Linked DNA regions of Homo sapiens: all the other regions are linked to region 3. Evidence: chromatin loops called from intact Hi-C (ENCODE). Cell type or tissue: OCI-LY7. All regions are shown on one strand.

Evidence for each region. Peaks named below come from ENCODE experiments on the same cell type or tissue, not always from the same donor. Only the 100,000 strongest peaks of a DNase experiment are listed, where the experiment ranks them.
Region 1: it touches region 3 in a loop (2.5-fold over the local background); 3 of 110 quality-filtered maps call a loop at or near these places.
Region 2: a loop joins it to region 3, with 7 times the contacts of the local background. A loop is called at or near these places in 16 of 110 quality-filtered maps.

What each region holds. Positions count from the first base shown.
Region 1 is chr7:64,513,720-64,516,219 of GRCh38, reverse strand. It overlaps a transcript of ZNF680 not described here. Among named protein-coding and RNA genes, the nearest start is that of ZNF680, 48 kb to the left of the region's middle. In OCI-LY7, no CTCF peak of the experiment used is centred here; no DNase peak of the experiment used is centred here.
Region 2 is chr7:64,617,744-64,620,243 of GRCh38, reverse strand. It overlaps LOC100128885 (a long non-coding RNA gene), which reads right to left. Exons shown (of 3, transcript NR_077227.1): 3 at 1,655-2,500. Among named protein-coding and RNA genes, the nearest start is that of ZNF107, 47 kb to the left of the region's middle. In OCI-LY7, CTCF peaks have their summits at 751 and 953 (motif pointing right); DNase peaks (open chromatin) are centred at 333 and 983.
Region 3 is chr7:64,319,739-64,322,238 of GRCh38, reverse strand. The region is part of intron 1 of ZNF736 (zinc finger protein 736); the gene reads right to left. Among named protein-coding and RNA genes, the nearest start is that of ZNF736, 7.0 kb to the right of the region's middle. In OCI-LY7, a CTCF peak has its summit at 1,119; DNase peaks (open chromatin) are centred at 798, 1,078 and 1,518; H3K4me3 peaks cover 2,251 bases; H3K27ac peaks cover 2,500 bases.

The DNA.
Region 1 (2,500 bases), 190 kb before region 3:
AAAAGTACGAACACAAAAGTGAGGTTGGAGTGAAAGTTTAATAAGCAAAAGAAGAAAGCTTTTTGCTAGCAGAGAGGGGTTTCTGAGTAGGAGTTCCCCCTGTGAGGCTGGGGTTCAGGGTTATTATGGACTAGGAATAAAAAGAAATGTGCTTAGTTTGTGGGCTGTTTTGGAGATCTTGTGACTTAGCTTGGCCTGGGACTAATTAGAAAGCTTGGGCTGAGATCTTGGCCCAGGACCAATTAGAAGCTGAAATGATGATATATAGATGCTGCTTAGCTTGGCCCAGGACCTATTAGAAGCTGAAGTGAAAGCTTGGCCTGGGACCTTGGCCTGGGACCAATTAGGGTCTGAAATGATGATTTATAGGAGCCGCTGTATAGTTTAAATAAAGGTGAGTGCCCACTGGAGCCCACTGTGTTTATGCCCACAAAAGGAGAAGAAACTTTTTGTGGAGCCCTCTGATTATATAAAGGATAAAGGCATTTTATACCAGGCCTTGTTTTTTATTTGAGTGAGCTAGAGGTTTGTGCAAGTTTTTATGTAAATAGGCTGGAGGGTTTTTTTATTTGTGCAGTTGTGGGCATGTTTTTAGGCACAATACTTTGTGCCTGTTTTTTTATTGGTGCCTGCAGCTTGAATTTTTTTTTCCAGGCTGCATTTTACATTATATGGGGTGGAGGCAATGACTCATGGGCTGGGGACTTTTCAGAGACCTTTCTGTTGCTATTTACCTAAGGCAAGCAAACTTCTTTCAGTCTCCACTCAGGAGTGGAAACCCTAACTATTTTTATAGAGATTAGGCATTGGATTTTTTTGGACTGCTTTTTGCTTGAAAGGGGCATTGTGTAGGGAACAGTAGCTAGGATTTTTTAGGGGGGGGTGCTAGTTTAAGGGTTTTTGGAAGAGGTGCACATTTATGTGTGTGTGTATGTGTGTGTGTTGCACTGATGCAAACAACTATATTGTTGTAAGTCAAGAATAATTTAACTAGTTTTTAGATTTTAGAGGAGCTAGGCTGAGAGAAAGAAATGCATTTTAAATTTTATTTACAGGAGTGTACCTTGCTTGTTAAAAGGTTTTAAGAAATTCTTACTTACTTTGAAAAGCAAAATAAAGATTAGCAATTTGTGTGTGGGTGTGTCTGTGTGTGTGTGTGTGTGTGTGTGTGTGTGTGTGACAGAGTTTTGCTCTTGTTGCCCAGGCTGGAGTGCAATGGCGCGATCTTGGCTCACTGCAACCTCCGCCTCCTGGGTTCAAGCGATTCTCCTGCCTCAACCTCCCAAGTAGCTGGGATTACAAGCATGCGCGACCACGCCCGGCTAATTTTGTATTTTTAGTAGAAACTGGGTTTCTCCATGTTGGTCAGGATGGTCTTGAATTCCCGACCTCAGGTGATCCATCTGCCATGGCCTCCCAAAGTGCTGGGATTATAGGCATGAGCCACCACACCCAGCCAAGATTAGCAATGGTTTAAGCAAAAGTTAAAAACATTGCTTTTGTTTTTTATTAGTTTAGTTTATTTTGTTAACTTTTGTTTTGCTTGATATTTATAAATATTATAAGTTTTTATTATGAGTTTTATTAATGAGTGGTGAGTTTATTTTATTGACATTTATAAATATGAGTTTTTATTATGAGTTTTATTATTATAGAATTTTTTTATTATGAGCTATTTATGAGTTTTGTTTTGTTATGAGAAACCTGCATTGGAGAACATTTGTTAAAGTTTTACAGCTAATTGTAAACCATTTTTTGAAGAAAATTAAAATAACAATTGTTTATAAATGACAAAATGTTTAGGGTGGTTACAGTTAGCAGCACAATTGACAAAGAAATGTGGTTATTTTTGTGGCTTATAATAACATAACCTTAATTGTGATTGATGGTGCACATTTAGACATTAGAATCTTAGATATTTTATATGGTTTTGGAACATATGTTAATGATACTTACTAAAATATAACCTGAAGAAGATTAGATATTAATTTGGCAATTTTATATACCTAAACTTGTTAAATAATTTTGTTAACCTCTGTTTTGGATGCCCCAGGAGCCCCTTGCAGAACTCAAGAGCTAGACATTAGAAAAGACAACTTTGAAACTGAAATTTGATCTTGTGAAGTTTGTTGAAGATGTTGGAGGTTTAAAACACTTGATATTCTGAAATAAAATTTTAAATTACCGTAAGTTATTTGTTTTGCTAAAATGATGATTTAAAATTTGAAAAAGCAAAACCTTTTACTAGCTCTTATTATTACATAAAAATTTTGATTGGCCAGGTGTGGTGGCTCACGCCTGTAATCCCAGCACTTTGGGAGGCCTAGGAGGGTGGATCATGAGGTCAGGAAATCAAGACCATCCTAGCCAACATGGTGAAATCCCGTCTCTACTAAAAATAAAAAAAGTAGCTGGGTGTGGTGGCAAGCACCTGTAGTCCCAGCTACCCAGGAGGCTGAGGCAGGAGAATAGCTTGAACCCAGGAGGCAGAGGTTGCAGT
Region 2 (2,500 bases), 300 kb before region 3:
TCCCTGGAACTTGCTTTTCTAATTCTGGTGAATCATTTTCTATAAGCCTGCCTGATATGACTTTTTAAAAAGCTGGGTTGATCTTACACTACCTGCAAAGGTGTAGTATAAATGTCATGCCCTTGTGCAAAAGAAAATGGTTGCTTTCTTCTTCAAAGTCCGGAGGTTAAAGAAGTTCCAGTGTTACAGAATGCACTCCAGAGGGTTGCAAGCTGAAGTTGGTCTGTTGCCCATCTAGAAAAAGTGAGAATAAAAGGGTCCTTTTAGTCTCCCTTTTTTTTGGTATGACCAAGGGTGAAGGGGAAAACAGTGGGAGTGTCACCTCTACTCTTTTCTCTCCTTGGTTCCTGGGTCCTGTCACCATGTTAAATGTGTCACTCATGGTTGTGGGTGTGACCTCTCCAAGCCATGAAACCAGATGAACTAGGTGATGGATTTTAGCCACAATTACCCATATAGCCTTATTTGTCCACTTGTGATTTCCCTTTGACTTTCTAGACTTGTGTGATCTGTGTGCCACCCCAAAAAATGGATTTTGGGAAAGAATATGTAATAGTTGCCTTTGGGCAAGGCTCATTTAATGGAGGGATTGTGCTAGATGGAACTCTGTATTCTACTCTTATGCCCCATGCTAAATCATTTACCCTTAGAAAATGATTCTGGTTAACTTTTGGATGTAAAGTTCCCTTACTAATTAAGTACTATTTTAATTAGAGACAGAATAGGTGCCTTAAAGAACACAAGGGACCTAATGGCATTTTTCCTGCTGATAGGACAGTATTCAAACTAAAATTTAGCTATGGAAGACATTTTACTCTTAATTGTTAAAGGCAGCATTTTCCCATTCACAGAAGGGCATAGAGCCTGATTTTTAGCGGTGCAAAAAGGGAGAATTGGGAAGCTACAGTGTATTGCAAAAGACTGACAATGTGCCTCATGGAGATAATTTCTATTTCCACTAGGTGGTGCTGTTGGCTTAGAAATACCATGTACTCACGGAGGACGTGTATTGGGTTAGTATGGCATTTGCCGATCTTTCCTAACAGAACTGTTCCCCCGAATTGTAAAAATTCCTGCACATTTCATACACAGAGAAAAGACATGGTGACTGCAGATAGAAAAGGAGAAATTTTGCAACAGGATAGATGGAGATTCTCTTTGCTAACACCTGGATGAGTGGTCAGAAGTTGGCTTTAGTCCAGAAGCCTTTGGATAACACCAGGGTATGCCCTGGCCCGAAATTTTCAGTTGCTCCAAAACCTCTCCCAGCCCCATGTAATGGCTAGGTCCTCCATGAAAGAAAACTGGTTTAAAGCATGGCCAATGTGTGTATTGCAGGGGATTCATCCTCTCCCCAGTAACCCTCACATTTGAGTCTTCAAGAACAGTAGCCATGCTAATCACATTTTTAAATGGCTGTTTGGATGCCCATTATTAATTTGATTTGATTTTATAATAAGGCCCATAGCCTCAAAATTAAAGGACAGATTCTGAGGTTCACTTCCATACTTATTGCTTTGATGTTTATACCTATCATTCCATTTCTGATTCTGAAGGAGCCCCCAAATGAAGTGGCTTTGTTCTGTGGGGACATACCTGAGGTTTCTTGTCTCATACAGAGAAGATTAATGACATGGACACGCACACACGGAGTGAGTTTAAGAAGCAGAAAGTTTAATAGAAGAAAGGGAGAGACAGAGCTTCCTCTTTCAGAAAAAGTGGGTCACCCAAGGGGGTTTCTGAGTTTGGGGCAGAATAGATTCAATTTTATAGAGGATTGGATTGAGGAGGCAGTGATTGATTTACACAGGGCCCAGGAGATTGGTTTGACCAGGTGTGCCATTTACATAGCCCACAAAGAAAATGTCCCTTCTACCCTAATCTTTTATTATGTAAATGTAATCTCTACCTGGCCGATGCCATGACACCTGCACACGTGATGACAGAAAAAGGAGGGAAAATTGTCATGTGTGGTGTACCTGGCTTTTAGTATAGCTCCTGGCATTTGCATATGCAAGCTTCCAGCTTGCTGATCTATGCTTACAGCTTCACGTTTTAGGCTGCTTTCTTTTAGGAAAACAAATAGCTCTGGGGCCCTGTTTTATTAAAGAAAAATTCCATTGAGAACCCTTACTCTTACTAACTCCCTAAAATAATTTTGATTTAACTCCTGTATTAATATTGCCTGTATGCTAAGTCCAGTGATGTCAAAATGCTCCTTCTGGGCATGGCCTTAGCAGGAAAGACAAATCACCTGGTGTCATGGCCCAGCAATATGTCACAACATTTTCTATGGGCAGAATACAGGTAAGAGAGAGTCACATTTCCTAGGTGATAAATAAAAAGATATTTTACAAGGTCCCTTGTGGGCAGGGCCCAGGCAGAAGCACCCCATCCCATAGGTATGGGTCCCAGATATGTGTAATAATCTCCAAAATATGTGGGGCCCAGGGAAAACAGAAGAGTTTCATCACCTAGATGCTAGGTCCACCTACATGCT
Region 3 (2,500 bases):
GCATAATCCCTAAAAGAACAAGCGGTAAAAAGAAGAGGGAGAAATTAGAATGATTTTTAACTCCTGGTGCAAATGTAAAATGGTGTAGCCACTATAAAAAACAATGTGGACATTTCTTGGAAAAAAAAAACCATAAAATGTACCTTCTTCTATGTTTAGAACATAGAATTATATGATCCAGCTATTTCATTGCTAAATTCAGACTGTAGTTCAACAACATACAGCTTATCACTAATCAATGTTATTTCTGCAAACTAACGAGAATTCCTGACAATGGCTGACTACTTATTCTGCTTCTTACTTTATAAACCGTATTAAAAAGGCCAAAGTTCATATCTTAGGTAACATGCATCTGAGTCTTCCAGGCAGCTGTCCTCACCTTGGCTGAAGTAAATTCTTTAAAATTTTATTTTTTTGCCCCTGCTTCTTCCTTTGGATTGATATTTCTGGTGCTGTGAGCAGGATTCAGAGGGACACCCCCAACCATCCAACATCCCTCTTGAACTCAGAAACTAGTCAATGAGAACCCCTTGTATTCTTCCAGCTCCCAGTACATTGTTGAGTGTAAGGGGTGAGTCCTCCTGAATTCAGATCTCCCTACTATTTCATGAGGTCAAGACTTTGCTTGAGCTGTTCTTTTCAACCCTCACTTTCTAGAAAAAATATTTCCATTTTTGGCTAAAGTCAGGAGATTTTAATTTCAATATTTTTAACTGCTTTCTCTGCTACTGTCTCAAGACAGAAAATCTGGGTCATAATACTGGCAGTCTAGCCCTGGTGGTTTTACTTCTTTTGTTCTAAAATTAGGTAACATGCTTTAAAAAACACAGCTGTTTTCTATTGCTTCTAATTTGAACTTGACTTTTTGGGACCTTCAAAGCAAAAGGTGCATGGGAGTGAATTCTCTCATCCCAAAGATAAAAGGCAATTTCTTTAACTGACTCATTTGGGTGCTCTAGGCAACTAGAGACTTTGTAGAGGTGTTAGGATGATTTTCAATGCTTTGTACCAGTCTCACAGGGTCCTCCCAAAAGAAAAACACCTGCAGAGACTTTTAACTAAGCTGGAAGTAAACATAAGCATTGCTCACCCAGCACTATAATCAGCAACTCTTGGGTGACACCTTGAGGAGTGATGCTCATACACAGCACACTTAGACCTGGTACACTGCTCTGGCCATGATCACCTTTGAAAAGTTTCTAAATTATGGAAAACTGATCATCAAAACCATTCTTTTCCTTCTAGGTAACATGCCTTAGAAACATAAGCTGAACTTATGTATAATACCTATGGAGCTTCATCTTGCAAATGCCTGGGTAAATGTACCGACATGACTTCAGATGACCCCAAAATGCAATGACAAAAATGAAGGTCTTATGACATTTCTAAATTAATATATTTCCATGCACAATTGGAAACGGCAGGTTTTAGAATGAAATTTAATGAAAGGCCTTCTTTCTGTTTTGCCTGGCTACATTCTAATAAGAGATTTCAAAGTACATTTTAAGAGGGCTCTTTCACTTCCTCAAAAAAAAACCTTTTAAATGTTCAAAATGCCTGTTTGATTGCTGCAGGATTTACAATACATACTTTAACTTTTTCCAGTCTTTTCTCAGTCTCTCGGAGATGTAAATCTTACCATGTATTTGAAATGTTAACATCCAGAGAATTAGCAAAACAGCATTCTAGCTGAGATCAAATTGGAGAAAAAAAAATTGAAGTTTTTTTAGACCAAACCTCAAAATTTTATTTCTCAATGAATTATCTCTAGCTTAGGCAAAAAAACATTACATACATAATAATTAATTACTAATGTATTTGTTTTTATTATTTGATTTTTGCTCTTGACCTTCTGGAGTCCACATTTGTAAACTTGTCTACTCCCATAGACAGCTTTCATTCTCCTGTTTTACCAACCATTTCTTAAAATCTTGTGTCTGGCCTTTGTGGGTAGATGGTAAACTGAGAAGCTGAGATACTAAAAAATGTGGCCTGAAAATATAGATTGCAACCCACTTGCAGTAAGCTGTTCTTAGGAGAAGTTTTGATTACAGAAGAGCTACAATTTTTTTGTTATTTCTCTGAAGTTTTAAAGTCATACAGGATTTCTTGGATTTGGCCTCATGAATGTTTGTGTTGGTTTTTAGTCACTAGTTCAGGTATCCCTTTAATTTAAAATTTCAGTTTATATTTAGAGTGTAATAGAAACTTTTGTTGTTTTGTTTGTTTAGTCTTCTCTCTGGAACTAAATAAAACCATATACTGTGGTTTGGAAAAAAGAAAACTATTTACTGAAAAATTTCAAAGAGAAACAGCTTTGAATAGTGATTACCCTAGGCCTCCAGTAAACAAAAATGCCCCATCTCCAAAATTCCTTCTTGATGTAAATTTTAGAAAGAAAAAGATAAATTTTAGAAAGAAAAAGACAAGTAAAGAAATGTTTTTGTCTGAGCGTAGTGGCTCACACCTGCAATCCCAGCACTTGGGAGGCCGAGGCAGG